3 separate regions of the Homo sapiens genome follow, and regions 1 and 3 are each linked to region 2. Evidence: chromatin loops called from intact Hi-C (ENCODE). Cell type or tissue: mammary epithelial cell. All regions are shown on one strand. Each heading gives the region's core, and the rest is flanking DNA. Links, peaks and the distances in the headings are about the cores only.

Evidence for each region. Hi-C counts contacts between places; a loop is a spot of excess contacts. Peaks named below come from ENCODE experiments on the same cell type or tissue, not always from the same donor. Only the 100,000 strongest peaks of a DNase experiment are listed, where the experiment ranks them.
Region 1: it touches region 2 in a loop (8-fold over the local background); 13 of 110 quality-filtered maps call a loop at or near these places.
Region 3: a loop joins it to region 2, with 14 times the contacts of the local background. A loop is called at or near these places in 109 of 110 quality-filtered maps.

The regions. Positions count from the first base shown.
Region 1 is chr22:40,917,817-40,928,477 of GRCh38, forward strand. XPNPEP3 (X-prolyl aminopeptidase 3) reads left to right here. Exons shown (of 10, transcript NM_022098.4): 8 at 4,517-4,697; 9 at 6,546-6,666; 10 at 8,453-10,661. The coding sequence ends at 8,619. It also overlaps the pseudogene RNU6-379P. Among named protein-coding and RNA genes, the nearest start is that of RBX1, 28 kb to the right of the region's middle. In mammary epithelial cell, for the core only: a CTCF peak has its summit at 5,099 (motif pointing right); no DNase peak of the experiment used is centred there.
Region 2 is chr22:41,513,846-41,524,506 of GRCh38, forward strand. ACO2 (aconitase 2) reads left to right here. Exons shown (of 18, transcript NM_001098.3): 5 at 1,532-1,690; 6 at 1,922-2,072; 7 at 3,682-3,786; 8 at 4,636-4,727; 9 at 6,326-6,431; 10 at 8,985-9,142; 11 at 9,360-9,433; 12 at 9,985-10,096. Among named protein-coding and RNA genes, the nearest start is that of POLR3H, 25 kb to the right of the region's middle. RefSeq lists enhancers at 147-753, 754-1,360. In mammary epithelial cell, for the core only: a CTCF peak has its summit at 4,095 (motif pointing left); a DNase peak (open chromatin) is centred at 3,806; H3K27ac peaks cover 474 bases.
Region 3 is chr22:41,399,893-41,410,553 of GRCh38, forward strand. No RefSeq gene overlaps it. Among named protein-coding and RNA genes, the nearest start is that of TEF, 23 kb to the left of the region's middle. RefSeq lists an enhancer at 2,576-2,720, a cis regulatory region at 2,642-2,655 and a silencer at 8,460-8,509. In mammary epithelial cell, for the core only: a CTCF peak has its summit at 4,080 (motif pointing right); DNase peaks (open chromatin) are centred at 2,289 and 4,099.

The DNA.
Region 1 (10,661 bases), core at 1,846-9,845, 600 kb before region 2:
ATGCAAATTTGTGAAGCATTCCATATATAATCATGAAAGAAAAAAATAGCTGGATATGGTGTCACAGGCCTGTAGTCCCAGCTACTAGAGAGACTAAAGTGGGAGGATCACCTGAGCCCAGGAAGTTGAGGCTGCAGTGAGCTGTGACTGCACTACTACACTCCAGCCTAGGCAGCAGAGTGAGACTCTGTCTAAAAAAAAAAAAAAAAAAAATCTGTAAATAACAGTACACACAAATAAAAAAAATCACAATTAACTGACTATAAACTGATATGGCTAGCATGGTGGCTCACACTGGTAATCCCAGTGTTTTGGGAGGCTGACGCAGGAGGATCAGTTGAGGCCAGGAGTTCAAAACCAGTCTGGGCAACACAGCAAGACCTCTATATCTACAAAAAATACAAAAAATTGGCCAACTATGGTGGCGCACACCTGTAATCCCAGCTACTTAGGATGCTGAGGTGGCAAAATCACTTGACCCCTGAAATTTTTGGTTACGGTGAACTATGATCACATCACTGTGCTCTAGCCTAGGTAACAGAGCAAGGCCCTGTCTCCAAAATAAAAAAGTTAGGCCAGGTGCAGTGGCTCACGCCTGTAATCCCAGCACTTTGGGAGGCCAAGGCAGGTGGATCACCTGAGGTCAGGAGTTTGAGACCAGCCTAGCCAACATGGTGAAACCCTGTCTCTACTAAAAACACACACACACACACAGAAATCAGCTGGGCATGGTGGTGGGTGCCTGCAGTCCCAGCTACTCAGGTGGCTGAGGTAGGAGAATCACTTGAACCCGGGAGGTGGAGGTCGCAGTGAGCCGAGATCACACCACTGTACTCCAGCCTGGGCAACAGAACGAGACTCCATCTCAAAAAAAAAAGTTAGGACGAGGGATATTTGTTGGTAAGATTGTCATTATTCTGGGACCTATAGAAGGGTATTCTGGGATAGTCTGCCAAGTTTTGGTGGGTTTTTTTTTTGTTGTTGTTGTTGTTTTATCTGACTGGTATTCACCTTATAATAATTTTTTTTTCTTTTTTTTTTTTTGAGACACAGTCTTGCTCTGTCGCCCAGGCTGGAGTGCAGTGGCGCAATCTTGGCTCACTGCAACCTCCGGCTCCCAGGTTCAAGCAGTTCTCCTGCCTCAGCCTCCCAAGTAGCTGGGACTACAGGCAGATGCCACCCCGCCTGGCTAATTTTTGTATTTTTAATACAGCCACTGAATAATTTCTTAAGGTTTATGTTTGATTGATTTGTTTGGCTTTTTATATCTGTGTTTTGTTTTACAATTAAAAATTTTTTAAATTTTTAAATGACAATTTTAAAGCTGAAAAGTACATTAACTGAAACAGGAAATTCACCAGGTAGACTTAACTGTAGATTGGAGACAGCAGAAGTTTGCAAACTTGAAGATAAATAGAAATTATCCAGCTGGAAGAATAGAAGTACATTGTAAAAAGGCCAGGTGCAGTGGCTCACACCTGTAATCCCAGCACTTTGGGAGGCCAAGGCGAGTGGATCACTTGAGGTCATGAGTTCGAGACCAGTCTAACCAACATGGTGAAACCCCGTCCATACTAAAATAACAAAAATTAGCTGGGTGTGGTGGCAGGTGCCTGTAATCTCAGCTACTTGGTTGGCTGAGGCAGAGAGCGATCCTCACATCTCAACCTCCCAAGTAGCTGGGATTATAGGCACGTGCCACCATGCCTGGCTAATATTTTGTTTTTTTGTAGAGACACGGTTTCGCTATGTTGCCCAGGCTGGTCTGCAACTCCTGGGCTCAAACGATTCTCTTGCCTTGGCCTGCCAAAACACTGGAATTACAGGCATGAGCCACTATGCCCAGCCAAATTCTAGGTATTTAAGAGAAATGAAAACATTTCTCAACAAAAAGGGTTGCACAAGGACATTCATAACAGCATTTATTCACAATAGTATAACAACCAAAATGTCCATCAACAGGAGAATGAATATGCAAATTGTGGTCTGTTCATACAATGGAATACCACTCAGTAATAAAAAAGAACATTTTAATTACTGATCGAATGTTTTTTGTTACTGATTGAAGCACCACCATGGATGTACTGCATAGACAACCTTCTACCCTCACTGAGCATAGATTATGTTCAGTGAAGGAAGCCAGACACAAAAGAGTATATATTATATGATTCCATTTATATGATGTTCTAGATTTGGCAAACTAAGGTCAAAATAATCACAATAGCATTTGCCTCGGAAAGTAGGGATATTGATTAGAAATGGACATGTGGGCCAGGCGTGGTGACTCATGCCTGTAATCCTAGGACTTTGGGAGGCCAAGGTAGGTGGATCACCTGAGGTCAGGAGTTCAAGACCAGCCTGGCCAACATGGCAGAAACCCATCTCTACTCAAAATACAAAAATTAGCTGGGCGTGGTGGTGGGCGCCTATAATCCCAGCTACTTGGGAGGCCGAGGCAGGAGAATCGCTTGAACCCGGTGGGGGCAGAGGTTGCAGTGAGCCGAGATCGCACCACTTCACTCCAGCCTGGGTGAAAGAGCGAAACTCCATCTCAAAAAAAGAAAAAAAGAAATGAACATGAGGAGGCTTTCAGGGGAGATGGAAATGGTCTGTATAAGGCTTGAGTCCAAAATCTATAGGGCAGACTTCAGTCCAAACTCAGGCAGGGTTTATATTATAGTCTTGAGGCAGAATTCCTTCTCCAGTATACCAAAGCAGTTGTGGCATTTGTGTTTATGTATTGTGGGTTACCTTTTGGTTTGTGTTTCAGCCAGCTAGGCAACAAACTGTTAGAACTTTTCTGACCCCTTCAGCGGCAACGTTGAATCCAGAGTCTCTGATTAGTGGACCCATATCAGTAAAGTTGCCTGATGCAACTGTGTTCCTTCTACCATTATCCCACACCATAAATATTCATTCCCACCCACATTCCCAGATTTTTGTCTTTCGGAAATTGGAAACCTCATGCAGTTCTTTTTTTGTTTTGTTTTTTTGAGACGGAGTTTCACTCTTGTTGCCCAGGCTGGAGTGCAATGGCGCAATCTCGGCTCACCACAACCTTCGCCTCCCAGTTTCAAGCGATTCTTCTGCCTCAGCCTCCCGAGTAGCTGGAATTACAGACATGCACCACCATGCCCAGCTGATTTTGTATTTTTAGTAGAGATGGGATTTCTCCATGTTGGTCAGGCTGGTCTCGAACTCCCGACCTCAGGTGATCCACCCGCCTCGGCCTCCCAAAGTGTTGGGATTACAGGCGTGAGCCACCGCGCCCAGCCCCTCATGCAGTTCTTTTTGGTGTGGAGTGGACCTCCTCATGGGTCAAGCTTTCTGCCTAACTTGGAGCCTGCTGGGACTTGAGTGTAGTTACAATTCTAGTAGAACCAAGGCAACTGCCTCAAGGGACATACCTACAAGTTTTCAGGCAAAACAGGGTTAACCTTCTCAGACGGGGGTGGAAGGGCCACTTCTGCTGGCAACGAAGACTCAGCAGAATTTAGGAGTTCATTGTTCCCAGCTTCAATAGGTTTGGTACATGAATTTGTCAAAATTGTACCGTTCAAATGTATGCATTTTAGTGTATATAAAGACACTTTGGGAGGCCAAGGCAGGAGGATCGTTTGAGCTGAAGAGTTCCAGACCAACCTGGGCAACATAGTGAGACCTTGTCTCTAAAAAAAAAAAAAAAAAAAACTATTACAAAAATGATTATTTAGTAATACTGTGGTGGGCTGGGGTATGGGTACATTATGCTGTGGGTTTCTTATGCTATTATAGTTAAGCATTCTTCTATTAGGGGACATTTAGAGTTTGTCTAATAATTTACAATTATAAAATTACAGCGAACATTTTAGTACATTCAGCTTTTTTGAATTTCAAATATTTTCTTTGGATATATTAGAGTAGAATTATAAGCTCTAGTTATATGAGCATCTTTAAGGCCTTTGATGTAATTGGCTGTATTAATTTATACTCCTATCAACAGTATGTGAGAATACATATCATGTATCATCCCAGGTCACTTTTTTATCTCGTAATTGCTAAAGAAACTGTTATTCTAAAGACACTTAAGTGCTAGTACATTACTAGTAGCCCAGATGTTGACTAGTTTATCCCATGGTATCTGCTTCACCTGTCAGAAGTGGGTCCCTAGGCTTTCTTGCCTTTTTTTTTAATGGTAGTCTATGCTGTAAGGGATTAAACAGGATCATGGCTGAGCCTCATCTGCCCACTGACTGCACTCATGGCTCAGTGCTTCTTTTGGCCCTACTTCATGTCTCTCCTGACCATTTGAAGAAGAGACTGTGTTGCTGCTCCAGCTTGAAGGATTGTTGCCCTTCCTACTGAGCACCTAGGACATGATTGAGCTCCTGGCCATATTGATAGATTGGTACTTATTAAACATCAACAGTGCCCCAGCAACAGCAGCATCTTGGGGTTTTTCTAATCAAACTTAGTAGCAAACTTCTTAGAATATCAGATTATCTAAGTTCAGGTTCTTTGGTTTTCCCGTCCCCAGGTTCACCGCACCTCAGGCAGAACTCTATGAAGCCGTTCTAGAGATCCAAAGAGATTGTTTGGCCCTCTGCTTCCCTGGGACAAGCTTGGAGAACATCTACAGCATGATGCTGACCCTGATAGGACAGAAGCTTAAAGACTTGGGGATCATGAAGAACATTAAGGAAAATAATGCCTTCAAGGTACTTCACTTCTCTTGACCCCAGTTCTCAAGAACACCTAGCATGCTGCTAGGTTTTTACCCTATATAAAGCTAATTAGACTTAGAAATGGGACAGATGTAGTGATTCATGCCTGTAATCCCAGTAGTTTAGGAGGCTGAGGCAGGAGGATTGCTTGAAGCCAGCCTGGGCAACATAGCAAGACCCATCTATATACATGTAGATATATACACACACACACACACACACACACATATATATATACACACACATACGTAGATATATATACATACACACACAGGGTTTTTTAAGTAAAAAGAAAAGATTTAGAAATCATCTTTGTGATCTATAAAAGGGATTTAGCTTTAACATGGATTAAAACAAAGGAAGTCAGTACTTATTTCTTCCAGAAGATGGCAGCACATGCTGATTCATTACATGCTGCATAACTAGCTCAGTATTCAGAAAACTTAAAATGAAGTCTGGTGCCGACAGGGTGAAAAAGGAAACAAGAAATGAGGAGAAGCCTGGGAAACATAGCAAGACCCTATCTCTACAAAAAATTTAAAAGTTAGCCAGGTGTGGTGGCACACACCTCTAGTCTCAGCTACTTGGGAGGTTGAGGTGGGAGGATCACTTGACCCCAGAAGTTCAACGCTGCAGTGAGCTATGTTCGCACCACTGCACTCCAACCCGGGCCACAGAACAAGGCCCTGTGTCTAAAAAAAAAAAAAAGAGAGAGAGATTAACTTTTAATCCTTTTATGGGTTATTCTGTAGGTCAAAGGAGAAGGTATTTGTTGTTTAAGTGACATTTTTGACACTTCAGCAATATTCCCAAAGACCATGTCATTAGTGAATTTTTTTTCTGCATCCAAAATGTGATGGTGTTCAGTAAAAACGTAAAACCTCAGCTTTAAAATTAAGATACTAGATGCCTAAGTCAGATAGACCATTAGGCATCTCCTACCTACAAGTTAAGCCTTCTAGGACTTCTGTTATCAGTAAAAATGAAGCTATAAATTGGCTGTTGCTTGGGCCAACAAATCTTTAACTAACTGACGGAAATATCCAAGCTGGCTGGGCACAGTGGCTCACACCTGTAATCCCAGCACTTTAGGAGGCTGAGGCAGGCGGATCACATGAGGTCAGGAGTTCGAGACCAACCTGGCCAACATGGTAAAACCCTGTCTCTACTAAAAATACAAAAATTAGCCAGGCATGGTGGTACATGACTATAATCCCGGCTATTTGGGAGGCTGAGGTGGGAGAATAGCTTGAACCCAGGAGACAGAGTTTGCAGTGAGCCAAGATCACACCACTGCACTCCAGCCTGGGCAGCAGAGCAAGACTCCATCTCAAAAAAAAAGAAAGAAATACCCAAGCTGGTAGGTGCCCAAAAGTGTGCCTTCTCCACAAGTTGCTGTGAGCTATTTAGGGTCTCCAGAGTAGATTCCTGAGAGGGATGTGTGAACGAACATTGGAAAGAGAACTGTGATAATAGTCATCCTCTCTTTCCCAAGAAAAGAGATTTTTTTTTCTTTCTTTTATTTTTATCTTTCCTGTGGTACTGAAGAAAAGAGACTTTCATTTGCCACAGTCATTAGTTGGAATTACTCAAGTCTGCATGTATGTAGTATATTAAATAGCGGGAATGGAAATGTGGATTGATGAGAATGCCATTGGCAGAATTGCATGTAAGAGGTCGCAGTTTTTCAGGTGCCTTTAAGTATTAGCCCAAGGAGGGATTAAACTGAAGTGGCAGAACCATGGGGGAGATAATAACACATATCTCACTGATTTATACTTGCCCAGCATTCCCTGTAAGAGGTCATTGCTCTAATGATACTGTGACAATTATCTTTTCCAGGCTGCTCGAAAATACTGTCCTCATCATGTTGGCCACTACCTCGGGATGGATGTCCATGACACTCCAGACATGCCCCGTTCCCTCCCTCTGCAGCCTGGGATGGTAATCACAATTGAGCCCGGTAAGGAGAGGTGTTACAATAGTAGTATGAGGTAAATGTTTGTTTGTTTGTTTGTTTTTGAGATGGAGTTTTGCTCTTTCGCCCAGGCTGGAGTGAAGTGGTGTGATCTTCACTCACTGCAACCTCCGCCCCCCAGGTTCAGCAATTCTCCTGCCTCAACCTCCTGAGTATCTGGGATTACAGGTGTCGGCCACCACGCCTGGCTAATTTTTATATTTTTAGTAGAGACGGGGTTTCGCCATGTTGGCCAGGCTGGTCTCGAACTCCTGACCTCAGGTGATCCACCTATCTCAGTCTCCCAAAGTGCTAGGATTATACGTGAGCTACCGCGCCCAGCCACATTGTTTATTTTTACCTCAACCAATGTAATTAAGTTAGAAGAGACAGGAAAAAAAGTCCAGTGTGGAAGGTAATTTTATTTTCGATTTATCTTTTGTATTCTTATTTAATATCACACAATTTGTTCAGTTTGACTCCTCCAATAAACAACAGATGGGGAATACTTCCTATAAGTAGATATTAAGAAATGAATCTTTTTTAATCCTGCCTTTCCCAGGGCCAGTTTGTACTGGTCTCCCATTTAGTAGTGGGGGGCTGCTCAAGCTTCCAAAGCCCCCGGTGCTTGTGTGCAGAGAGACAGGCAGACACACTATGCTCTCAGTTTCAACACCTCTGCAAGCTGCATTGAGCTACCCAGCACCATCCCACTCCTTAGTATCCATCGCCTTCCTCATAAGCTTCAGAGAAAGCTAACAATCGGATACGTTACCTAACTTGAATGGTCCTGGGTGTTGGGCAGGATTCTGAAGAGAAGCAGTGACCACAATGGTGTGTGAAGATTGATGTTGTCAGAGTTGATGGTTAAATACTGATGCTGGTTTTGTTTTGAAAACAGATCTAAATTTTAGATTTCAAGTATTTTAATCTCTGTATAAATTATGGCTGTGAAATGTCTTTTATGCCACCCTTTGAACCTAGTCATACATTGCTATCTGTGGCCATAGATATATCATTTAGTTCAATCTGTTTGGTACATGGGCGCTTCCTTAGACTGCGCTACATTTTCCTTTGCTGATCTTTCTTTTTCAATCGCAGAGCAGTATCTGTGAGGATAGTGGAGGAAGTTTACAACTTGTTTAATATAAAAAGCCCTGGTATGTGTCTAACTTCATGATTAGAAAGGGTACCTGGGGTTCCTACATTTTTCCAAATGTACATTAAAGTCTTTCAGTTTCTCTTGTATTTTATATTACACACATCAGATATATTTAAATCTTATAATGACTGTCTCTGCAGCTTCCAGTTGTCAAGGCTAATAATCTCTAAATGTTTCTTTGAATACAGTTTAAATATATTTTGTCTTTATTTTTGCAAGGTGCTCTTTTTCCAAGGGACTCTTAGGCAGGGGAAGAATGCACTTACATAATCTGCTTGTCCCCCACATATATTGACGTACTTTTAAATTAAGTAACTTTATTGGCCTGCTTGAGCCACTAGAATATGACAGAATCATGATCAGCATTGCCGTAGTTGTATTTAGCTTGTAGTCCAATATAAAGATAACCACAATAATAATTTTAGTAATGATACCAACATGTGTTGACCATTATATGCCAGCCACTTTGACATGTATTATCTCATTTAATCCTCACAGCTTTACTAGGTAGGTACCATAAAGATCCAGTATTACAGAGGAAGGAATTTTAACCCAGAGGTTAACTTACTTGCCCCAAACCACCCAGTTACTATCATTCCTGAACAGCATGTTCTTCTTTCTACTTCACAGGCATTTATATTCCAGAGGATGACAAAGATGCCCCAGAGAAGTTTCGGGGTCTTGGTGTACGAATTGAGGATGATGTAGTGGTGACTCAGGACTCACCTCTCATCCTTTCTGCAGACTGTCCCAAAGAGATGAATGACATTGAACAGATATGCAGCCAGGCTTCTTGACCTTCACTGCGGCCCACATGCACCTCAGGTTCAAAATGGGTGTCTTCTGGCAGCCCTGCACGTGTGCTTTCTGAGTGTCTCTGTGTGTGCATTAATATATGCATTCCATTTGGGAGCATAGCAGCTGTGTGAATGTATGTAATTGTGTGTGGGGGGTTTTTTGTTTTAAGTAGTTAGAAGTCTGGGAAAATGAATTTTTGAATAGTATGTTACTGCAGCTTTGGTAACATTAATTCTATAGAATTAATGATCAGAGCAAGTTTAATTTTTAAACATAAAGGTCTTGGTTACACATGTCCATGCATTCCAGTTAACACATTTAAACATATAGAAAATTCACTTCTTCTTTCAAGTCCTTCCCTTTCTATACTTTTGCTGAGATCAACCCAATATCATAAGAAGTTTGTGTGATGCCTGTATTTTTAGCTAATTACCAAGGTCTCTGCCTATGCAAAAATTCATCTTTCGGTGATTGTGGGCGGCCAATACATACCTTCTGTAACTCCTCCCTACCTATTCTAGATCCTGCATATCTACTGGAGCCATATGAGCCCTCAGGGGCACTGGTGTCCTGCAGTCTTACTAGTCAGCCACAGTCCAGGTTCCAGCAACACTAGCTACCTACCAAACAAAACACTTCTGAGCTTTTCTTGCCATTTGGTTGCCTGGGACCTGGAAAGTGTTTAGATTCTTGATAAAGATGGAAATGGAAGAGAAAGAAAATTATATATGTATATACTAAAGATCCAGACATCAGGGCTGGGCACAGCGGTTCCGCCTGTAATCCCAGCACTTTGGGAGGTCCAGGCAGGTGGATCTCTTGAGACCAGGAGGTCAAGACCAGCCTGGCCAACGTGGTGAAACACTGTCTCTACTAAAAATACAAAAATGAGCTGGGTGTGATGATACATGCCTGTAATCCTGGCTACTTGGGAGGCTGAGGCATGAGAATTGCTTGAACCTGGGAGGTGGAGGTTGCAGTGAGCTGAGCTCATGCGACTGCACTCCAGCCTGGGTGACTGAGCAAGACTCTGCCTCAAAAAAACAAATAAATAAATAAAATCCTGACATCCTGCCATCTTTTCTCTTCAATTTAAAGTTGATTTCTTAATGATGACTTCAAAAATTAATAAAAAGAAAAGAAAAAAATGATTTCTGGCCGGGCGTGGTGGCTCAAGCCTGTAATCCCAGCACTTTGGGAGGCCGAGGTGGGCGGATCACGAGGTCAGGAGATTGAGACCTCCTGGCTAACACGGTGAAACCCCGTCTTTACTAAAAATACAAAAAAAATTAGCTGGGCGTGGTGGCGGATGCCTGTAGTCCCAGCTACTCAGGAGGCTGAGGCAGGAGAATGGCGTGAACCCAGAAGGCAGAGCTTGCAGTGAGCCAAGATCGCGCCACTGCACTCCAGCCTGGGTGACAGAGCGAGACTCCGTCTCAAAAAAAAAAAAAAAAAAGAAAAAAAAAAGAAAGATTTCTTTCGCAGATATCCCTGCTCCCTCTATAGATTCTTAATGCACTGACCCTCACAGGTTACCCTTTTAGCTGTTGTGCTGCGCAGGAGCAGATCCTCTACTTACGTACCCTGTCAGAGTCACAGTAGTAGCGCCCAGTTTTCAGAGAAGTACCCCTGTTATCATTCTGTGATTTCCTCTAGTGCTAATAGAAACAAAATATGGAATCTACCAAGTACCCGTAAATATCCTATGATTCTTATCTTTCTTTGATACTAGCACTGGGAGTGCAGTGGTAAAGAGTCATACTTCTTTTTTTTTTTTTTTTTTGGAGACAGAGTCTCGCTCTGTCGCCTGGGCTGGATGGAGTGCAGTGGCGTAATCTCAGCTCACTACAACCTCCACCACCTGGGTTCAGGCAATTCTCCTGCCTCAGCCTCCCAAGTAACTGGGACTACAGGTGCACGCTGCCATGCCCAGCTAATTTTTTGTATTTTAGTAGAGACAGGGTTTCACCCTGTTGCCCAGGCCGGTCTCAAACTCCTGAGCTCCGGCAATCCGCCCACCTCAGCCTCCCAAAGTGCTAGG
Region 2 (10,661 bases), core at 1,056-9,055:
GGAGCTCACTGTCACGGCCAGCGTCATCGTGACATCTTCTGCAGTCCTCATGTCTGCCTGACCTCTCCCCCTGGATGTGGACCACAAGTGTCTACACCGTGTGGACCACAAGTGTCTACACCGTGTAGACCACCCCGAATTCTGTGTGCCCAGCCTTCGTGGATCCAACTTTTACAAGCTTGAGGCTCTTTAGGGATGCACTAGTCTTAAATCCTTGTACGTGGCAGCATTGGCCAGTTCTTCGCAGCCAGGTCTTCCCTCTGCATCCCCAAGAGATGAGACCTTTGGACCTTAGAGTCTGCTAGGCAGATGCTTGTCCTGAGGCAGAGGCCCTGGGGTTTCTGTAAGATTTCTGGGAGCACTGGTGGGTCCTGAGAGTTCACAGAGCCTGTCACACCTCTCATGTGTTCTTCCCCACATCCCCGGGTGGGGCACTAACTCCATCTGACTGATGAGCGGCAGAACCTCAGGTGAAGGCTCTTGCTGCAAAACAATAAATAAAAATGTTGCTTCCCGCAGGCACTATTCTGTGCCTCATGGACAGGATCTCATCCAGTCATCAGTGAACCAATGATGTGAGCACGATTGTTAGCTATTTCTTGATAGGGAAACTGAGCTCCGAGAGAAGTGACTTGTCCATGGTCCCACAACAACTAGTAGATGGTGGGGCCAGACCTCAGACCCCCCGATACAGGACGCCTGGCTCAGGGCTTGCCAAGCAGTGTCCTGCAGCTTCAGGGGGCCAGTGCCTCAGAGGTGCCTGGTGCCTGGGCCACACTTGGGTGTTGAGCCTATACAGCACCCAAGGTGTTGAGCACTTGGGTGTTGAGGTGTTGCTGCCTTTCTTACCAAATGTTTTGGGGGAAGTGCTCCCCACGGCTGGGAGGAGCGCCTCAGTGAAGGGAGTACTGTGAAATGGGACAGGTGATGAGGCAGGGTGGCATCGCGCCTTGAGCAAGTCACATGGGTTCTCAGAGCCACCTCCAGATGCTGAAGTGGACGAGGCATCACCTATTCTTTGCAGTTGAGGAAAAGTTCATAGCTTTGTGTACCCACTGGGGCCTCCCAGGACTTCTTCCTCAGGGGCCTTGTGGGGCTGGAGCCAGCTCCTGGAAGAACCACCAACCCCGATGAGAAGCCAGGTGGGGATGCTCCACACCCAGGATGAGGCCGGGCCTGGGCCCATCACAGGACAGTTTCTCTGGTTCTTGTCACATCCTGGGGTCATGGTGGTATGGGTGTTTGGTTACTGTGCTACAAATGAGGAAACTGAGGCATGGGGCAGCATTCAAAGGCCCAAGACATATAGCAGGAAATATCAGAGCTATTCAAGAGCCCAGGCCACCTGTCTCCCAAGGCTCTGGCTCTTCTTGGCCACCCTGGAGACGGCCTGGATTAAATGGGGCTGCTCCTACCAGTTCCATCCTGGGAGAGTGGCTGGACGTGGTTGGGAGGCCCCGGGTCAGTGGGGCCATTTTTTGGTATTCTCGGCTGAGGGCTTCTAAATATAACATCTTGGATTATTTTTCAGATTATTCTGGAAAACTATGCGTACCCTGGTGTTCTTCTGATTGGCACTGACTCCCACACCCCCAATGGTGGCGGCCTTGGGGGCATCTGCATTGGAGTTGGGGGTGCCGATGCTGTGGATGTCATGGCTGGGATCCCCTGGGAGCTGAAGTGCCCCAAGGTGAGGGTGGGGAGGGACTCATTCTGGGCTGGCTGTGGGGTGGTGGTTGGTGGGGATGAACGGGAGACGGTGGGACCCAGGAGGGAAAAGGGAACAAGTTAGACTCGAATCTTCTGGGAGGGAGGTAGAGACCAATAAGCAGCAATGTGAATGGCAGCAGGGCCATCCTGACTTCGTGGCTGGCACAGGCACACACGGCCTCTCACAGCCGCCTCGCCCCCTCCTGTCCAGGTGATTGGCGTGAAGCTGACGGGCTCTCTCTCCGGTTGGTCCTCACCCAAAGATGTGATCCTGAAGGTGGCAGGCATCCTCACGGTGAAAGGTGGCACAGGTGCAATCGTGGAATACCACGGGCCTGGTGTAGACTCCATCTCCTGCACTGGTGAGGAAGGCGGCCAGGCGACGTGGCCCCTACCCTGTGCTGGGCCTGATGGGTCTCCAGTTGGGAGTAGAAGCGGTGAATGGCCTTCACTTGAGAATCTGTCTGTTCCATTTGGGGACTTGGGATAGACAGAGGTAGAAGGAAAATTGGAGACAGCATTAGAGATTGTCTAGTCCACATCCTCATTAAACAGATGAAGAGATTGAGATACCTGTCGAGGCTGCCGGTGACTTCCTAACTGTGTGGCCACACACGGTTAGGAGCCAAGTCAGCTTCTGCTGCTGGGCCCAGGCCATAGCACTAGGCCACCTTGGGTGATCTAGACGAATCCAGAGAGGACAGAGGCAGTGGTGGGAATGGGCAGAGCCAGGGCTTCATTCATGAAGCAGCTGCAGGCCCACATCCTCCCTTCGCTGAAGTTCGAGCCTCACTCACTTCCCTTGGATTAGAGATCGGTGCCTGTCCGCCTCCAAGACCAGGTAGGAGCCAGCTGCTCCCTGCCTGTCACTCCTGGTGACCTGGCCTGGATGCCTGGTCCTCAGAAATCCAGGGAGATTTGTAACAGTCTAGACTTCCCAGGTGCCTGCCTGGGCTCCCTGGCAGCCCTGCAGAACTCTGGTTCCCCTGCAGTGATGGGGGCTCACTCCTGCCACGGGACTGCTCAGTCAGGACGTTGGTAACAGGCCCATACCTCCGTCCTAGTGGCTCCTGAGGCAGGTGGCCTGGTAGCAGCTGCAGTACCTGTGAGCCCCACCAGTTCTGTGACGCTTTGTGGTCCAGACAGTGTGTATCATTTCAGTTTTTGTTTTTGTTCTTGTTTTTTGAGACAGAGTCTAACTCTGTCGCCCAGGCTGGAATGCAGTGGTGCAATCTCGGCTCACTACAACCTCCGCCTCCTGGGTTCAAGCAATTCTCCGGTCTCAGCCTCCTGAGTAGCTGGGATTACAGGTGTGCACCATGATGCCTGGCTAATTTTTTTTGTATTTTTTTTTAGTAGAGATGGGTTTTCACCATGTTGGCCAGGCTGGTCTCAAACTCCTGACCTCAGGTGATCCACCCACCTCGGCCTCCATCACTGGAAAACTTGAGACACAGAAAAGTGTCTCCACCATGGTATGGCTGAAGGAGGGCAGGCCACCAGGCAGACAGACCAAGATCCGAATGTCAGCATCTACCTTTATGTGCTTTATGGCATGACCTTGAATCTCTCTGAGCCAGTTCCTCCCCTGCCAAAAAGAATAGCAACTGGGCAGTGTCTGGTCAGGTCAGCCTACAGTACGTGGTGCCTGTTCAATCTCTTGGGCGACAGTCAGGCCCCAAGCTCGCAGCTCAGTGTGTGGGGGCTGAATCTTCACCTGAGTCCTCTTCATTCTACCCAGCAGCCACCCTGAGCTGGGGCCCTGAGCTCTGATCCCCATGGCCTCCCCTCACCGGCCCAGGTTTTTACCCAGGGCCTCAAGGGATGAGTCGGCCCGCTGTCACCACATCTCTCTGAGTGGGAGGAGAAGCAATGCAGCTCCCTGGTGTGAAGATGCAGGTGGCCGCGTAGCAGGTGTGTGGGACCCTGGCCCGGCCACCAGCCAATGCCCGGGGCTCTGTTGCTCCACAGGCATGGCGACAATCTGCAACATGGGTGCAGAAATTGGGGCCACCACTTCCGTGTTCCCTTACAACCACAGGATGAAGAAGTACCTGAGCAAGACCGGCCGGGAAGGTGAGCTGGCAGGGGCAGGCCCGTGTGGGTGGAACAGTCACATGCCCGCTCCTCCCCAAGACAGAGCTATGCCTTTCCCTGTAGGGCAGGGGTTCTTAACCCATTGTCTCCAGACAGGCGTCCGAGGCTCTGAGAAAGCCCTGAAGAGGTGCAATATGTTTCTGAGTAGATTGTCTGGAGCTCTCTCCAGCTTCTCAAAGGGCCTGGCATCTGAGTTCAAGATAGCCCCACCTCAGGATGGGCATTTCATTTTCCCTGGAAGGTGGCTGAATGCCCGCCCTTCTCGGCCTGGTCCCTGCTGCCCCCTACAGGAAACTCCGGAAATGACATGGATCGCTTCTGTTGATAATTCCTGACCTAGCAGGGGAACATTTGGAAGGAGAACCACTTTCCCAGCCTCCCCTGACAACTTCCCTGAGGCTCTAGCCTGGCTTCTTTGGAGCTCAGAGGGCATTGGCACCTGTGAAGGGTGGTGCGTTGTGGGAGTGAACGAGGAGCCAGAGACCAGGGGCCATGGGGAGAGCCGTAAGCACGTGGAATCCTTGGAAGGCTCCTCCCTTTCCTTATTGAGTGACTGCTTCTTCAAAACCCAGCTCTTCACTTCCAGGACACCCTCCCCGGCTCTGAACCTTAGCTGGCGCTCCTCCTCTGTGTCTCCGTGTCCCTGACAGCTCCTGCACTAGGGTGTGAGCTCTGTAAGGGCAGAGACAGCAGCCTTGGTTTCTTCATTGGCCTAGTCAGTGCCCAGGGTGGGCCTGGTGTTTGGCAGGTGCTCAGGTGGGTGGTGAGTGAACTCTCAAGAACAGTTTATGTTTCACGTGCTCCATCCCCGTCCCTTGTTGATTTCAGACATTGCCAATCTAGCTGATGAATTCAAGGATCACTTGGTGCCTGACCCTGGCTGCCATTATGACCAACTAATTGAAATTAACCTCAGTGAGGTGAGGAGACAATTAACTGGGTTCAAGAAGTTTCTGAGAGTAGTGGGGAGCAGGGCGGGTCCTGCCTAAATACTCACTGAGGGCCGGGTGGTGGCTCACAGCTGTAATCCCAGCACTTTGGGAGGCCAAGGCAGGTGGGTCAGTTGAGGTCAGCAGTTCAAGACCAGCCTGTCCAACATAGTGAAACCCCGTCTCTACTAAAAAAAAAAAAAAAAATACAAAAATTAGCTCGGCATAGTGCCATGTGCCTATAATCCCAGCTATTCAGGAGGCTGAGGCAAGATAATCGCTTGAACCCGGGACGCAGAGGTTGCAGTCAGCCGAGATCGCACCACTGCACTCCAGCCTGGGCGACAGAGCGACACTGTCTCAAAAACAAAACAAGAAAAACCTCAGGGTGACTCGTGGGCCCCTGGGTCCCCAGTGTTCCTGCAAACTGCTTCCTGAAGCAGCCTGGAGCAGTGGGTGGGGAGGGGGGAGACACAGCCACGGGGAGAGCAGAGGTAGCTCTGGCTGCTGAACCAGAAGTGGATGTCAGTTTGCCACCAGCTCAGCTTTAGGAGAAGCCAAGGTTTCACCCTGAAGGGTTTTTGTTATCTGAGTTCAGAGGGCAAATCCCAGCAGGGTTAGGCACCCTGAGACGCACAGATCAGAGCAGGTGTTTGCAGAGCCAGAGGAAGGGCAGGCTAGAGGATCCCGTCTGCAGGAGTTCACACCTCGGCTCTGCCACTTAAGTTGTGTGGCCTTGGTCACGCACTTAGCCTCTGTAGGCCCCTTGCTCCATCACGTGTGGAACCTACAGCAGTCGTGAGGATTGAATGAATTCATGTAACTAACACTGACGGAGGTTTACTGCATGCTGCGCACATAGCTGAGTGCCTCGCATTTACTGATGATTATGATATGTAAAGCGTCTGGCCTTAAGTCCATTTTTGTCATGATTCCAAAAGCGGCCGGGCATGGTGGCTGACACCTGTAATCCCAGCACTTTGGGAGGCCGAGGCGGGCAGATCATGAGGTCAGGAGATTGAGACCATCCTGGCTAATGTGATGAAACCCCGTCTCTACTAAAAAAATACAAAAAAATTAGCCAGACGTGGTGGCGGGCGCCTGTAGTCCCAGCTACTCGGGAGGCTGAGGCAGAAGAATGGTGTGAACCCGAGAGGCGGAGGCTGCCGTGAGCCAAGATCGTGCCACTGCACTCCAGCCTGGGCAGCAGAGCGAGACTCCATCTCAAAAAAAAAAAAAAGATTCCAAAAGCAACATCGAATGGGAGATAATGAACTTAGGAAGCTGACAGCCTTGATCCATTCCATGCCTCTGCTGTCTCCTAGCTATGTGACTTCAAGCACAGCATGTCACTTCTGAGCTTCAGTTCCTTCATCTGCAGAGCTGAGCCCAGCCTTGCAGGGCTGGAGGGAGCCCGGGAGCGGGTGTGTGCAGAGCCAACTGCTCAGTTCTTCCCTGTGATGAGGTTTCAGTCAAGAGAAAGTCGTTGGCCTCTCTGTGGGGACGTGGTGAGGCAGTGAAAGAGGCTGTCCCCGCTTCAAGGTTTCTTCCCTCCTCTCTTTCTTCTCCTTGCATGTTTGTTTCTTCAGCTGAAGCCACACATCAATGGGCCCTTCACCCCTGACCTGGCTCACCCTGTGGCAGAAGTGGGCAAGGTGGCAGAGAAGGAAGGATGGCCTCTGGACATCCGAGTGGGTGAGCACCTTCCACCCCATCTGTTTAGCAGGTCTCAGGGCCAGTGGCTCTGCCCAGGGCTGTAGACAATCACCTATGCCTACTGTGTGGCACTTTCTAAGGTGGGCAGTTTCTGAAATGGGTTTATTATTGAAAAATTACTTTTTCGGCCAGAAGTGGTGGCTCATGCTTGAAATCCCAGCATTTCAGGAGGCCAATGCAGGTGGATTACTTGAGTCTAGGGGTTCAAGACCAGCCTGGGCAACATGGAAAAACCCCGTCTCTTAAAAGAAAATGCAAAAATTGGCCAGGGGCAGTGGCTCACACCTGTAATCCCAGCACTTTGGGAGGCCGAGATGGGTGGATCATGAGGTCAGGAGATCGAGACCATCCTGGCTAACACGGTGAAACCCCATCTCTACTAAAAATACAAAAAATTAGCCAGGGGTGGTGGCAGGCACCTGTAGCCCCAGCTACTTGGGAGGCTGAGGCAGGAGAATCGCTTGAACCCAGGAGGCGGAGGTTGCAATGAACCGAGATTGTGTCACTGCACTCCAGCCTGGGTGACAGAGCGAGGCTCCGTCTCAGAAAAAAAAAAAAAAATTGGCCAGGTGTGGAGGCGCATGCCTATAGTCCTAGCTACTCAGGAGGCTAAGGTGGGAGGATCACTTGAGTCCTGGAGGTCAAGGCTACAGTGAGCCGAGATGGTACCACTGCATTCCAGCCTGGGCAACAAAGGCAGACTCAAAACTGCAGACTCAAGCAACAGAGCCTGCCTCCAAAAAAAAAAAAAAAAAAAAAAAAGAAAGAAAAGAAAAATTACTTTTTCTTGGCAGAAAAGAAAAATATGTTTATTGTAGAGAATATTCACAATCAAGAAGAATTTTTAAAACTCCTAATCTCAACCCCCAGCCAGGAGCAAGCTCTTAGAGCTCTTGGAGAGGTGTGCTGTGTTTCTGTGTATTGTGTGCATAGATTTTCCCGTTTTACATTTTATATCACCCATGCTGCTTTATGTGACTTTTCATGCTTTACACATGCAGACGCCCTGGCATGCCAGTCACTGGCATCTGCTGCTGCTGGGTACAGTGTGGCTGTGAAGAGCATGGAGCCTGGAGCCAGATGGCCTGGGCTTGAATCCTGGCTCTGCCACCTAACAGCCACTAACAGCTGAGTGACCCTGAGCAAACTACTTCACTGTCTATGTGTGGGTTCCCCATCTGTAAAACAGGAGTCATGATCGTACTGACACCTTTGAAGGTGGTGTTGGGCCTACTGCTGCTATCACCAATGAGAAAAATAAATAAAAAATAAAGTTGTCTGGAGAAGTGACAATATGTGAAAAGAGATTTCTATACCGTCTGGCCGAAAATAAGGGCAATATAATGTGTTCGCCCTTATTCATTGAAGTAATTTTAAGAAAAAAAATATTTGGTGGTTTAATAATTAGAAAGTAAATTACTAAATTAATAAAAGAAACTATCTTGGCTGGTTATATGGGCTTTTGCCAGTAATCCCAACCCTTTTTTTTTTTTTTGAGACAGAGTCTTGCTCTGTCACCCAGGCTGGAGTGCAGTGGCACAATCTCGGCTCACTGCAGCCTCCGCCTCCCAGGTTCAAGCAGTTCTGCCTCAGCCTCCCGAGTAGCTGGGACTACAGGCGCCCGCCACCATGCCTGGCTAATTTTTGTATTTTTAGTAGAGATGGGGGTTTCACTGTGTTAGCCAGGCTAGTCTGGAACTCCTGACCTCAAGTGATCTGCCTGCCTCGGCCTCTCAAAGTTGTGGGATTACAGGTGTGAGCCACCGCGCCTGGCCAGTCCCAACACTTTGAGAGGCTGAGGCAGGAGGATCATTTGATCCCAGGAGTTCAAGAGCAGCCTGGGCAACATGGTGAGACTTTGTCTCTACAAAAACAATTTATTGAATTAGCCAGGTGTGGTGGTACTCACCTGTGGGTCCCAGCTACTCAGGAAGTTGAGGCAGGAGGAGTTGCTTGAGCCCCAGGAGTTAGAGACTGCAGTGAGCAAGCCTCGACTGTGCCCTTGCACTCCAGCCTGGGCGACAGAGCAAGACCCCATCTCAACAACAACAAAAAGAGACTGTCTAGACAGAAAGTGCGATGTTATTCAGGTTTTATAGACTTTTTAAAAAGAACTCTTATTGCCCTGATTATAAAACAATCTTTAAAACCCAGAAAATACTAGAAAGTATAAAAGAAGAAAATTAGCATCTCCTGTCAGCCCCAGCCCATCAAGGATGGCTGTTCGTATGAGCCCTCTGACGTGCCTACACGTGTACATGATATTGCTGTAAAAGGGGTCATAGTCCTAATGTGTTCAGCATCATGGCCAATGGCTACAGCATCTTTCTTCAAATGACGCCACGTCATGAGTTAGCCTGTCCTTTATTGTTGGATATTTCGGTTGCTTGCAACTGGTCTCTGTTAAAAAAGTCTCTGGCCCAGCCCAGATGGTGAACTCTTTTGGCCAAGTCTGGATAATTTGAAGTCAGGTGGAGACCTCTGCTCACTGTCTCCTCCTGACCCTTAACCCCACCACCCACAATGCACCAGGTCTAATTGGTAGCTGCACCAATTCAAGCTATGAAGATATGGGGCGCTCAGCAGCTGTGGCCAAGCAGGCACTGGCCCATGGCCTCAAGTGCAAGTCCCAGTTCACCATCACTCCAGGTTCCGAGCAGATCCGCGCCACCATTGAGCGGGACGGCTATGTGAGTGCCCATATCCCCCTGCCCATCTCCCCCACCCCATGCTGAGTAATGCCTCCAGGCGGCACAAGCCCAGAGGCCTGTTGGGCCGGGGCTGGGGCAGGTCCCAGTGGCTGCCCTGGGGTTCCAGTACAGCACTTCGTCCTGCAGCCACCACATCACCCCTTCCCATCAGACTCTCACCCACCCTTGACATTCTGTCTTCCTCTCTCCCTGGCAGGCACAGATCTTGAGGGATCTGGGTGGCATTGTCCTGGCCAATGCTTGTGGCCCCTGCATTGGCCAGTGGGACAGGTAAGAGGCGTATCTTTTGACAAGACAGCCCCTTGTGCACAGGGTACAGAGCCCCAGAAGTTGGAGGGGGAATTATTGGGGTGGAGAGAAGAGACTCCAGCCAAGGTCTCTAGCTCCAGGGACTCTTGCCCATTAGAAGCCTCTGGCAGACATGCCTGGGAAGAGGGGCTGGGTGAGGAAGGGCCCTGCAGAGGCACTGGGGGGCAACTTGGCTGAAGCCTGGGCTGGCAGGAGGAAGCCAGCGCGGCCTCACCCTGACGGACACAGCAGGAGCCGTTTGGGAGGAGGCAGTGCCCCAGGTCAGGAAACTCAGGCCTTGACCAAGGCCTTGCCTCTGGCTTACGTGTGGTTGCAGGCTGGGCCCAGTGATCCTGAGGTTCCCTTCTGCTCTGCGCGTGGCCCCAGGAGGAGGCAACCCTGGCAGGGCCTCTTCATTTTCCCTCGGTAGGAGCTAGGCTGGGCTGCGCCACAGGAACCCAGCTTATCTGTCCTCGGGACAGGCCAGGTGACAAGGCCAGATATCCCTAACCCTGATCCCTCTGACCTGGCAGGAAGGACATCAAGAAGGGGGAGAAGAACACAATCGTCACCTCCTACAACAGGAACTTCACGGGCCGCAACGACGCAAACCCCGAGACCCATGCCTTTGTCACGTCCCCAGAGGTGAGACTGCCCAGCTGCGCACAAGCCTGGGATGGCCTCTGGGGGTCCCTGGCGGGTCAGAGGAGGAGGCAGAAGGAGATGGGGACTGGGGTCATCCAAGTGGTAGCCAGGAGCTACAGGCCTTCCCAGCCTCAGGCGCATGCTTGGTGCTTCCTGCCTGGGGCTCCCTGGGTCATGGGATTATGAGATATTTATACAGTGGTTTGTGCTTATGAGCATGGAATTTGGAATCTCACTCACTGCCTAGGACACATCCCAGCCCTGCCTCTAACTCGCTGTATGAGTGTGGCCAAGTCACTTACCTTCTCTGTGTCCCCGTAATCCTCGGGATTACCTGGGAAAGTGCGTGGGACACATGCAGTTTCCAACCCCAGGTAGGAGTTCCACAAAAGCGAGGCCTTTGCCATTGTTCCCGTGGCCAGAGTGAGCCTTGCCCTTGGCGGTATTCAGCCCTGGCCGTGACTGGCACATGGCCAGGCTCTCTTGACTTGGTTGTTTATCTGCGTGTTCTACAAATATGTCTTGCTAAATGGGTGAAGGAATGGCTCCTTCCATGTTTTTAGTG
Region 3 (10,661 bases), core at 898-8,897, 110 kb before region 2:
TGGGATGCAGAGGTTGCAGTGAGCTGAGACCATGCCACTGCACTCCAGCTTGGGCAGCAGAGCGAGACTCCATCTAAAAAAAAAAAAAAAAAAAGGAAAGGACAGGCACGGTGGCTCACGCCTGTAATCCAAGTGCTTTGGGAGGCCGAGGCAGGCAGATCACTTGAGGTCAGGAGTTTGAGTCCGTTTGAGTCCAGCCTGGCCAACATGGTGAAACCCTGTCTCTACTAAAAATACAAAAATTAGCTGGGCATGGTGGTGCAGGCCTGTAATCCCAGCCACTTGGGAGGCAGAGGCTGGAGAGCTGCTTGAACCTGGGAGGTGGAGGTTGCAATGAGCCAAGGTTGCGCCACTGCACTCCAGCCTGGGCGATAGAGCGACACTTGTCTCAAAAACAAAACAAAACAAAACAAAACAAAAAAAACCGAGAGGACTAAAGAGTTGGATCCTCTTGGTGGGACTCTTGAGGGTTTTCCTTTTCTCCTGTTCTTTGGCTATAAAACATTTATAATTTTTTTTGGGGGGGGGGACAGAGTCTTGCTCTGTCACCAGGCTTGAGTGCAGTGGTGGGATCTCGGCTTACTGCACCTCCGCCTCCCGGGTTCAAGCGATTCTCCACCTCAGCCTCCCAAGTAGCTGGGACTAGAGGCGCATGCTGCTACACCCGGCCAATTTTTTGTATTTTTAGTAGAGACAGGGTTTCACCATGTTGGCCAGGCTGGTCTCGAACTCCTGAGCTCAGGCAATCTGCCCGCCTCGGCCTCCCGAACTCAGGCAATCCGCCTACCTCCGGCCTCCCAAAGTGTTGGGATTACTGGCATGAGCTACCACGCCCAGCCTGCAAATATTTCTTTTATATATATATTTTTATTTTTATTTATTTATTTTTGAGACTATCGCTCAGTCACCCAGGCTGGAGTGCAGTGGTGTGATCTCGGCTCACTGCAAGCTCCACCTCCCGGGTTCACGCCATTCTCCTGCCTCAGCCTCCCCCAAGTAGCTGGGACTACAGGTGCCTGCCACCAAGCCCAGTTAACTTTTTTTTTTTTTGATTTTTTAGTAGAGACGGGGTTTCACCGTATCATCCAGGATGATCTCAATCTCCTGACCTTGTGATCGTCCCACCTCGGCCTCCCAAAGTGCTGGGATTACAGGCGTGAGCCAGCGTGCCCAGCCTGGCCAGGCTGGTCTTGAACTCCTGACCTCAAGTGATCCACCCACCTTGGCCTCCCAAAGTGCTGGGATTACAGGTGTGAGCCACCGCGCCTGGCCCCCTCTGTATTTTCTACTCTGCATGCAAATGCGCTCTCTCAAAGCGGAGATCTGTGCAGCCACGGCAAGCACAGGGGCATGGGCTTGAAACATGTCAAAGCTGTGAAATCTCTGTATGTATGGCAGAGCACTGGCTTTGGACTCCGACGGTCCTAGGATCAAACCCTGCCTCCATCACCAATTTGGGGTATGATCGTGGGCAAGTCACTTCCCTTCTCTGGGCTTCCAGTTTCTCACCTGTAGAATGGAACACCAGCGGCCGGGCGGTGGCTTACGCCTGTAATCCCAGCACTTTGGGAGGCCGAGGCAGGTGGATCATGAAGTCAGGAGTTCGAGACCAGCCTGACCAACATGGAGAAACCCTGTCTACTAAAAATACAAAATTAGCCAGGCATGGTGGCACATGCCTGTAATCCCAGCTACTCAGGAGGCTGAGGCAGGAGAATCACTTGAACCCAGGAGGCAGAGGTTGCGGTGAGCCGAGATAGTGCCATTGCACTCCAGCTTGGGCAACAAGGCGAAACTCCATCTCAAAAAAAAAAAAACAAAAGCAAAAACGAACACCAGCTTCATAAGACAGTTGTCCCACGAAGACACCTGGAGCAGGGCAAACACCACTCAGCAGCTGCCATTATGGTGACAGAGAGGAAGGTACGGACCTACATGGAGACCATCACCTCCAGTCCCAGCAGCTGCTGCCCATCGCGGGTTGTCTACCAGCTGGTGTGGGATGCAGCCAGGGTCAGACCAGCTGTGTGGTCTTGGACAACTTATCCATTTCCCTGAGCTGTTTCTCTCTCTGTCCAACAAGGATGCGCTACACAGGTCACATGTGCGTGCCTGACAGCACATCTCGACCCTTCTCCTTCCCCTCCACCCCAGCTCCTTCAAGGACAAATTCCGAAGCTGGACACATGCCCCCTTCCTTTACTGCACCCTATTACCAGACAGCCCTTCACACACTGCCCCGTGGCTGTGCCAGGCTGGCCCAGCTGGCAGCTCCTGACGTCAGCAGCTAATCCGGGAAAGCTGCCAGCCAGAGATAGGGGTGAGCAGCAAAGGAAATCAGAAACAGGTTTTAAGATGGGTGCCCCAACCCCCCAGCCAGCCCTCAGGGAGCTTTCATCAGCCTCTCACTTAAGCAAATCCTCGCAACCATGCGTCCTGATGCCCGGTCCCCTCAGGATTAAGTAAGTGCTGAGCAGGAGGCTTTTATTTTAAGCTGCAGCTCTGTCATCAGGAGCTAGGCACACAGCAAGCCACTGCCTAGCTGTCCCATAGGTTTCTCCAAACAGAGTAGTGGGCGTCCACTCAGGTCTGGATTTCAGGCTGACTCCAGGAAGTCCAGACTACAGGGAGGTAGAGGGGACGGGGCAAAGGTCAAGGATCAGAGGTAGAGGGGACAGGACAAGGGCCTCAGTGTGTTGCCTCCAGCTGGCCCTCCCTCTTAAGGCACAAGGCCCGGTGCACCATTCCTCACTGTTCTTATGTCTTCCCAGCGTACAGCACGCAGGACGGTGCTATGGTTTGAATGTCTCCCCAGAATATATGGGTTGGAAACTTAATCCCTAATGCAATAGTGTTGGGAGGTGGGTCTTAATGGAAGGTGTTTACATCGTAAGGCCTCCACCCTCACGAATGGATATAAAAGAGCTTGAGGTGGCTGGGTGCGGTGGCTCATGCCTGTCATCCCAGCACTTTGGGAGGCTAAGGCGGGCAGATCACCTGAGGTTGGGAGTTCAAGACCAGCCTGACCAACATGGAGAAAGCCCGTCTCTACTAAAAAGACAAAAATTAGCTGAGCGTGGTGGCGCACGCCTGTAATCCCAGCTGCTTGGGAGGCTGAGGCAGGAGAATTGCTTAAACCCGAGAGGCAGAGGTTGTGGTGAGCCGAGATCGGGCCATTGCACTTCAGCCTGGCCAAGAAGAGCGAAACTCCATCTTAAAAACAAAGAGCTTGAAGCTGCACGTTGGAGCTCTTGCTCCCTCTCACCATGGGATGCCTTCTGCCACGTTATGACACAGCAAGAGGGCCCTCACCAGATGCAGCCCTCGATCTTGGGCTTCCCGGCTTCCCGAGCTGTCAGAAATAAATCTCTATTCATACCAGCACAAAATGGGGCTGGATGCAGTGGCTCATGCCTGTAATCCCAGCACTTTGGGAGGCCAAGGCAGGCAGATCATCTGAGTTAAGGAGTTCGAGACCAGCCTTGCCAACATGGTGAAACCCTGTCTCTACAAAAATACAAAAATTAGCTGGGCATGGTGGCGGGCACCTGTAATCCCAGCTACACAGGAGGCTGAGGCTGAAGAATTGCTTGATCCCAGGAGGCGGAAGTTGCAGTGAGCCAAGATCATGCCATTGCACTCCAGCCTGGGTGACGAGCGAAACTCTGTCTCAAAAAAAAAAAAAATTTCCTGTAGAGACAGGGTCTTAACTGTATTGCCCAGGCTGGCCTCAAACTCTTGGCCTCAAGTGATCCTTTCACCTTGGCCTCCCAAAGTGCTGAGATTACAGATGTGAACCACCGAGCCTTGCCTTTCTTCCTCTCCATCCTTGGCACCCAAGTCTAGTTCTTTAACCCATTTGCTCCTCCTGGGTCTTCCCAACTCCTTCCTGTTTCAGAGCCATTGCACTTGCTGTTCCTTCTGCCTGGAGTGCGTGCCCCCACATCTCCTCAGCCTCGCTCTGTTCTCAGTGCCTGGCCTGCCCATGCGCAGCAGCAGTAGCTGCTCCCCAAATATCTGCTGACCTGGCTGTGGGGAGGATAACACCAGAGCTGGGTGTGACAGCGGTGTTGTATCACCACCAGGTGGAGCTGTAGACACGTCCTGGGCGGTGACCTCGGGTCCAGCCTCCAGATCTGTCCTCTCAGCAAAGCCTCCAGGGCCCTCCGTGCCAGGCAGTGCTGTGGGCACCAGCTGACTCAGCCGCCGCCCCTCCTGCCCTCCAATGGCTACTGGCATACGTGGTCCAAGGGCTTGCACAGAAGCCTGGGAGGAAGGGAGGGCTGGCTGCCGCCCAAGGCCTGTGCTTCTAGGCTCTTTCTGGGGAGGGAGGGGACGTGGAGGGAGTTGGGTGGGGATGGTAGCTCAGCCAGGCATCTGGGATGAGGGGTTCTGCAGAGGCGTCGGACTTGGAGTCTATCTGCTGCCTGAATTTGTATCCCACCACCCCCAGTCCTCCATATGCCTTTGACAAGCCTGGCTCTGAGCCTCAGTTTCCCCATCTGTCAAAAAGAGAGAATAGACTGGGCACAGTGGCACTTTCAGAGGCCAAGATGAGCGGATCACTTGAGCTCAGGAATTCAAGACCATCCTGGCCAATATGGTGAAACCCCATCTCTACTAAAAATACAAAAAAATTGGGGCCAGGCCTGGTGGCTCATGCCTGTAATCCCAGCACTTTGGGAGGCTGAGGCAGGTGGATCACGAGGTTAGGAGTTCAAGACCAGCCTGGCCAAGATGGTGAAACCCCATCTCTACTAAAAATGCAAAAATTAGCCGGGCGTGGTGGTGCGCACCTGTAATTCCATCTACTCGGGAAGCAGAGAATTGCTTAAACCTGTGAGGCAGAGGTTTCAGTGAGCCAAGATCGCACCACTGCACTCCAGCCTGGGCGACAAAGAGTGAGACTCCATCTCAAAAACAAAAACAATAACAAAAAAATTAGCCAGGTGTGGTGGCAGGCACCTGTAGTCCCAGCTACTCGGGAGGCTGAGGCAGCAGAATCACCTGAACCTGGGAGTCAGAGGCTGCAGTGAGCTGAGATTGCACCACTGCACTCCAGCCTGGGCAACAGAGAGAGACTCTGGCTCAAAAATAAAAAAAAGTGGGCCGGGCACGGTGGCTCGTGCCTGTAATCCCAGCACTTTGGGAGGCTGAGGCGGGCAGATCACAAGGTCAGGAGATCGAGACCATCCTGGCTAACACGGTGAAACCCCGTTTCTACTAAAAATACAAAACAAAAAATTAGCACTTGTAGTCCCAACTACTCGGGATGCTGAGGCAGGAGAATGGTGTGAACCCAGGAGGCAGAGCTTGCAGTGATCCGAGATTGTGCCACTGCACTCCAGCCTGGGCGAGAGCGAGACTGTCTAAATAAATAAATAAATGTTAAATTTTTTTTTAAAATAAATAAAGAATAAATGGGCCGGGTGCAGTGGCTCATACCTGTAATCCCAGCACTTTGGGAGGCTGAGGCGGGCGGATCATGAGGTCAGGAGATCGAGACCATCCTGGCTAACACGGTGAAACCCCATCTCTACTAAAAAATACAAAAAATTAGCTGGGCGTGGTGGCGGGCACCTGTAGTCCCAGCTACTCGGGAGGCTGAGGCAGGAGAATGGCGTGAACCTGGGAGGCAGAGCTTGCAGTGAGCCGAGATTGCACCACTACACTCCAGACTGGGCGACAGAGCGAGACGCCGTCTCAAAAAAAAAAAAAAAAGAATAAATGTGGGCAAGAACTGGAACCCCATGGGGTGCACGGAGCAGGCCTGCCATATCAGGATGAGGCCAAGGAGGGAGCTTTTTCAGGGGCCTCCTCGAGTGGGGGTGGTGTGTGCAGGTACCGTGTGTGTGGGTTGGGGAAAAGGTGGGTGGACAGGAAACCAGGGGCCCCTGGGGCCTCAGCACTGCCTTTTCAAGTGGGGCAAGATCTCTGGGGCCTCCCCTGCCCTGAGGCCCAGAGCCTGAGTTGCCCGAGTGCCTGTGTCTCAGTGTGTGTACAATTGTGTCTATGTGTGTCTGTGACTGTTCCTGGGTATATGTGTGTGCGTCCAACTGCGTCTGGCAGGGTTAGCATATGTGTACACAAATGGGTCTGTGTGTGTCCTCACCAGGGACTCTCTCACCTTGACCGAGGAGTCCGCGGATCCCAGGGCACCAGGAGGTTTCTTTCTTTCTTTTTTTTTTTTGAGATGGAGTCTTGCTCTGTCGCCCAGGCTGGAGTGCAGTGGTGCTATCTCGGCTCACTGCAAGCTCTGCCTTCCGGGTTCATGCCATTCTCCTGCCTCAGCCTCCCGAGTAGCTGGGACTACAGGCACCCACCACCACACCTGGCTAATTTTTTTTTTTTTTTTTTTGTATTTTTGGTAGAGACGGGATTTCACCATGTTAGCCAGGATGGTGTCGATCTCCTGACCTCGTGATCCGCCCGCCTCGGCCTCACAAAGTGCTGGGAGTACAGGCGTGAGCCATTGCACCCGGCCCAGGAGGTTTCATATCCATGCCAGGAGGGGCCCACAGGGCCTGGGGCAGCTGCTCAATTGGCAGCTGGGGCAGTGCCCTGTGAAGGCTCTGGGGTACCCTGCTTCTGTTCCAGCCCCCTACCCCCATCCCCAGTCCCTAGTAACTGGATCTTCTCTCTCCATCTCTCCCCTGGAAGGACCCAGTGCTTCCTGATTTGCATGATATTTACATACATTTGAATTTAGATCCCTGCTTCCCTGAGGCATACAGCATTATTCTCACTCCTGCCAGAGTAGTCAAGGAGGCTGTGGACTTCCTTAGCATAAGGGAGTCCAGGGATTAAGCTGGAGGGGCCCAACACCTCCCCTCTTCCCCATACAGAGTCAGCCTGGCTCTTTTCCTGCTCAAGATATGTGATTATTTAATTAATTAATTTATTTTTTGAGACTGTTTCACTCTGTCACCCAGGCTGGAGTGCAGTGGTGTGATCTTGGCTCACTGCAACCTCTGCCTCCTGGGTTCAAGTGATTCTCCTGCCTTAGCCTCTCAAGTACCTGGGATTACAGGCGCATGCCACCACACACAGCTACTTTTTGTATTTTTAGTGGAGATGGGGTTTCACCATGTCGGCCAGGCTGGTCTCGAACTCCTGACCTCAAGTGATCTGCCCGCCTCAGCCTCCCAAAGTGCTGGGATAACAGGTGTGAGCCACCGTGCCTGGTCATGTAATTATTGAGCACTTACTGTGTCAGTTTTTGTTTTTTTGAGACAGAGTCTTGCTCTGTTGTCCAGGCTGGAGTGCAGTGGCACAATCTCAGCTCTCAGCTCACTGCAATCTCCGCCTCCCGAGTTCAAGTGATTCTCCTCCCTCAGCCTCCTGGATAGCTGGGATTACAGGTGCCCGACATCACCCCTGACCAAGTTTTGTATTTTTAATAGAGACGGGGTTTCATCATGTTGGTCGGGCTGGTCTTGAACTCCTGATCTAAAGCTATCCACCTTCCTCCGCCTCCCAAAGTGCTGGGATTATAGGCGTGAGCCACCACACCCGGCCAGATTTTTTTTTTTAATTGAGATGAGGGTCTCCCTGTGTTGCCCAGGCTGGTCTCAAACTCCTGGGCTCAAGTGATCCTCCCACCTCAGCCTCCCAAAGTGCTGGAATTACAGGCATGAACTATACCGTGCCAGGACAGCAGATGCTTTCTATGCCCATTCATTTCAACCTCACAACAGCCCTTTACGGTATCTTTACATCCATTTTATAGATAGGAAAACAGGTTCAGAACAATTAAGTGACTTGGTTGAGACCACCCAGTAAGTAGGATTTGAACCCAGCTCTGGTGAACTTTCTGTTGACACGGCTGGAGTGTGGGCTTAGTAAGGGGGCCTAGGCACTTTCTTTCTTGGCTCCTGCCCTTGAGTAACAAACCTGGCTCTTGCTCTTTTGACTCAAGGGTCACTATGTCCCCTGGGGAGATAAGAGGAGCGGTAGTGGTGGTGGTGGTAGCAGACTATTTTTGTATTTTTAGTAGAGGTGGGGTTTCACCACGTTCGCCAGGCTGGTCTCGAACTCCTGACCTTGTGATCCACCTGCCTCAGCCTCCCAAAGCGCTGGGATTACAGGCGTGAGCCACCACGCCCAGTCTGCTAAGTGCTTTTCAAGCATTTTCTCAAACTGTCTTTCCCACAACCCTTTGTGAGTTACATCTTATTATAAATCGCATTTCACAGGTGAGAAAACTAGGGCACAGCGGCCAGGTGCGGTGGCTCACACCTGTAATCCCAGCACTTTGGGAGGCCGAGGCGCGTTGATCACGAGGTCAGGAGATCGAGACCATCCTGTCTAACACAGTAAAACCCCATGTCTACTAAAAATACAAAAAAATTAGCCGGGCGTGGTGGCAGGTGTCTGTAGTCCCAGCTACTCGGGAGGCTGAGGCAGGAGAATGGCGTGAACCCAGGAGGCGGAGCTTGCAGTGACGAGATGGTGCCACTGCACTCCAGCCTGGGCGACAGAGCGAGACCCTGTCTCAAAAAAAAAAAAAAAAAAAAAAGAAAAGAAAACTAGGGCACAGAGAGGTGAAGTGAGTAGCCCAAGATCACATAGCTAAGAAATGTTACAGGCAGACTCAAACTGAGATCTATCTGGGTCCAGAGTCTGTGCTTTTATTCTCTGTGTTGCACTGAACTGAACTATCAAGAAATGGAAATTCTAGCCGGGCACAGTGGCTCACGCTTATAATCCTAGCACTTTGGGAGGCTGAGGCATGTGAATTGCCTGAGCTCAGGAGTTCAAGATCATGCTGGACAACATAGTGAAATCTCTTCTCTGCTAAAACACAAAAACTTAGCCAGGTGTGGTGGTGGGTACCTGTAGTCCCAGCTACTCAGGATGCTGCGGCACGAGAATTGCTTGGGCCTGAGAGGTGGATGTTGCAGTGAGCTCAGCTGAGATCGTGTCACTGCACTCCAACCTGGGCAGCCTGGGCAGCAGAGCGAGACTCCGTCTCAAAAAAGAAAAAAGAAAAAGGACTGCCAACTCTGGCTGGCTGGGCTGGGCTGGGCTGGGCTGGGCAAGGTAAGTCAATCTCACCTCTCGTGGGGCTGGAGGATAGACACACCCCGCATTCTAGCCACGGCCACTCTCTGGGTCACTCCTCCCCTTTGAGCCTTAGTTTCCCATTTTTTGTTTTGTTTTGTTTTTGAGATGGAGTCTCACTCTGTCGCTCAGGCTGGAGTGCAGTGCAGGGCCAGGCACGGTGGCTCACGCCTGTAACCCCAGCACTTTGGGAGGCCGAGGTGGGCGGATCATGAGGTCAGGAGATCGAGACCATCCTGGCTAACACGGTGAAACCCCATCTCTACGAAAAATACAAAAAATAAGCCGGGCGTGGTGTCAGGAGCCTGTAGTCCCAGCTACTTGGGAGGCTGAGGCAGGAGAATGGTGTGAACTCGGGAAGTGGAGCTTGCAGTGAGCCAAGATTGCACCACTGCACTCCAGCTTGGGCGACAGAGCAAGACTCCATCTGAAAAAAAAAAAAAAAAAAAAAAAAAAAAGGATTCAGGGCTGGAAGTGGTGGCTCATGCCTGTAATCCCAGCACTGTTGGAGGCCGAGTTGGGCGGATCACCTGAGGTCAGGAGTTCGAGACCAGCCTGGCCAACATGGTGAAACCCCATCTCTATTAAAAATACAAAAATTAGCTGGGCATAGTGGCTAATCCCAGCTATTTGGGAGGCTGAGGCAGGAGAATCACTTGAACCGGGAGGTGGAGGTTGCAGTGAGCTGAGATCGTGCCATTGCACTCCAGCCTGGGCAACAAGAGCAAAAAAAAAAAAAGAAAAAAAAAAAGAAAAGAGGATTCTGGTCCTCTCGTCCTTGCCCAGCTTTCCAGGGCAGCTATGAGGATAGAAGAGCCAAGGTTGCCATTTTCAAATGGTTTTTTGAAGTAGAACATCATTTTCACCCATAATCTTATCCAGAAGGCCAACATATGAAACACATAAAATGGGTGTTTCATCAGCATAAATTTCTAAGCTGAAGATGGGGACAGATCATTAGTCTAAAGTCACTCCAGAGGGTAAGTGTGTAACATCTGTGATGGACACACACCCTGCCCAGGGTGTGGGTGAAGGCCAGGATGCTGAGCTACCCCAGCACCCAGTCTATCTCTGAAGTTGTCTGTGTTGCATTGATATGAAGAAAGACTTGAAGCTTCCAGACAAAAAGCTGCTTTTAAAAAATGAATTCAAAGCAAGCTTTCGTGACAACTCTAAGGCCCAGACAGGGGCTCCAAGTGTTCACACAGCCCATCTGATGATCCTTGCCCTCCTGCCATCTGGGCTTCAGACTCCCACTTGGGGGCACAGGGAAGCTGGGGTCCACCTCCAGGGGCCCATCTGTTTACTTCTGCAGGTCCAAATCCAATGGCCAAGATCACTTGGCCAGTGACCTGGCTCCCCACAACCTCTCAGAAGCCTGAGTGCTGCAGGTTGGGCAACAGAGTGTGTGTGGAGAGGCTTTGAAGGACCGGCCTGGGGCTCAGCCGGGATGTGGGAAGCAGGGCAGGTAGGGTGAGATGGGGTAGGATGCGTGAGGGGTAGGGAGCTGGCCAAGGCCTGGGAGTATAAAAATAAATCCTGTTGGCCTGGTGACATCATTGGAGCACAGGATGTCCCTGGCAGGGGCTGGGAGTGGC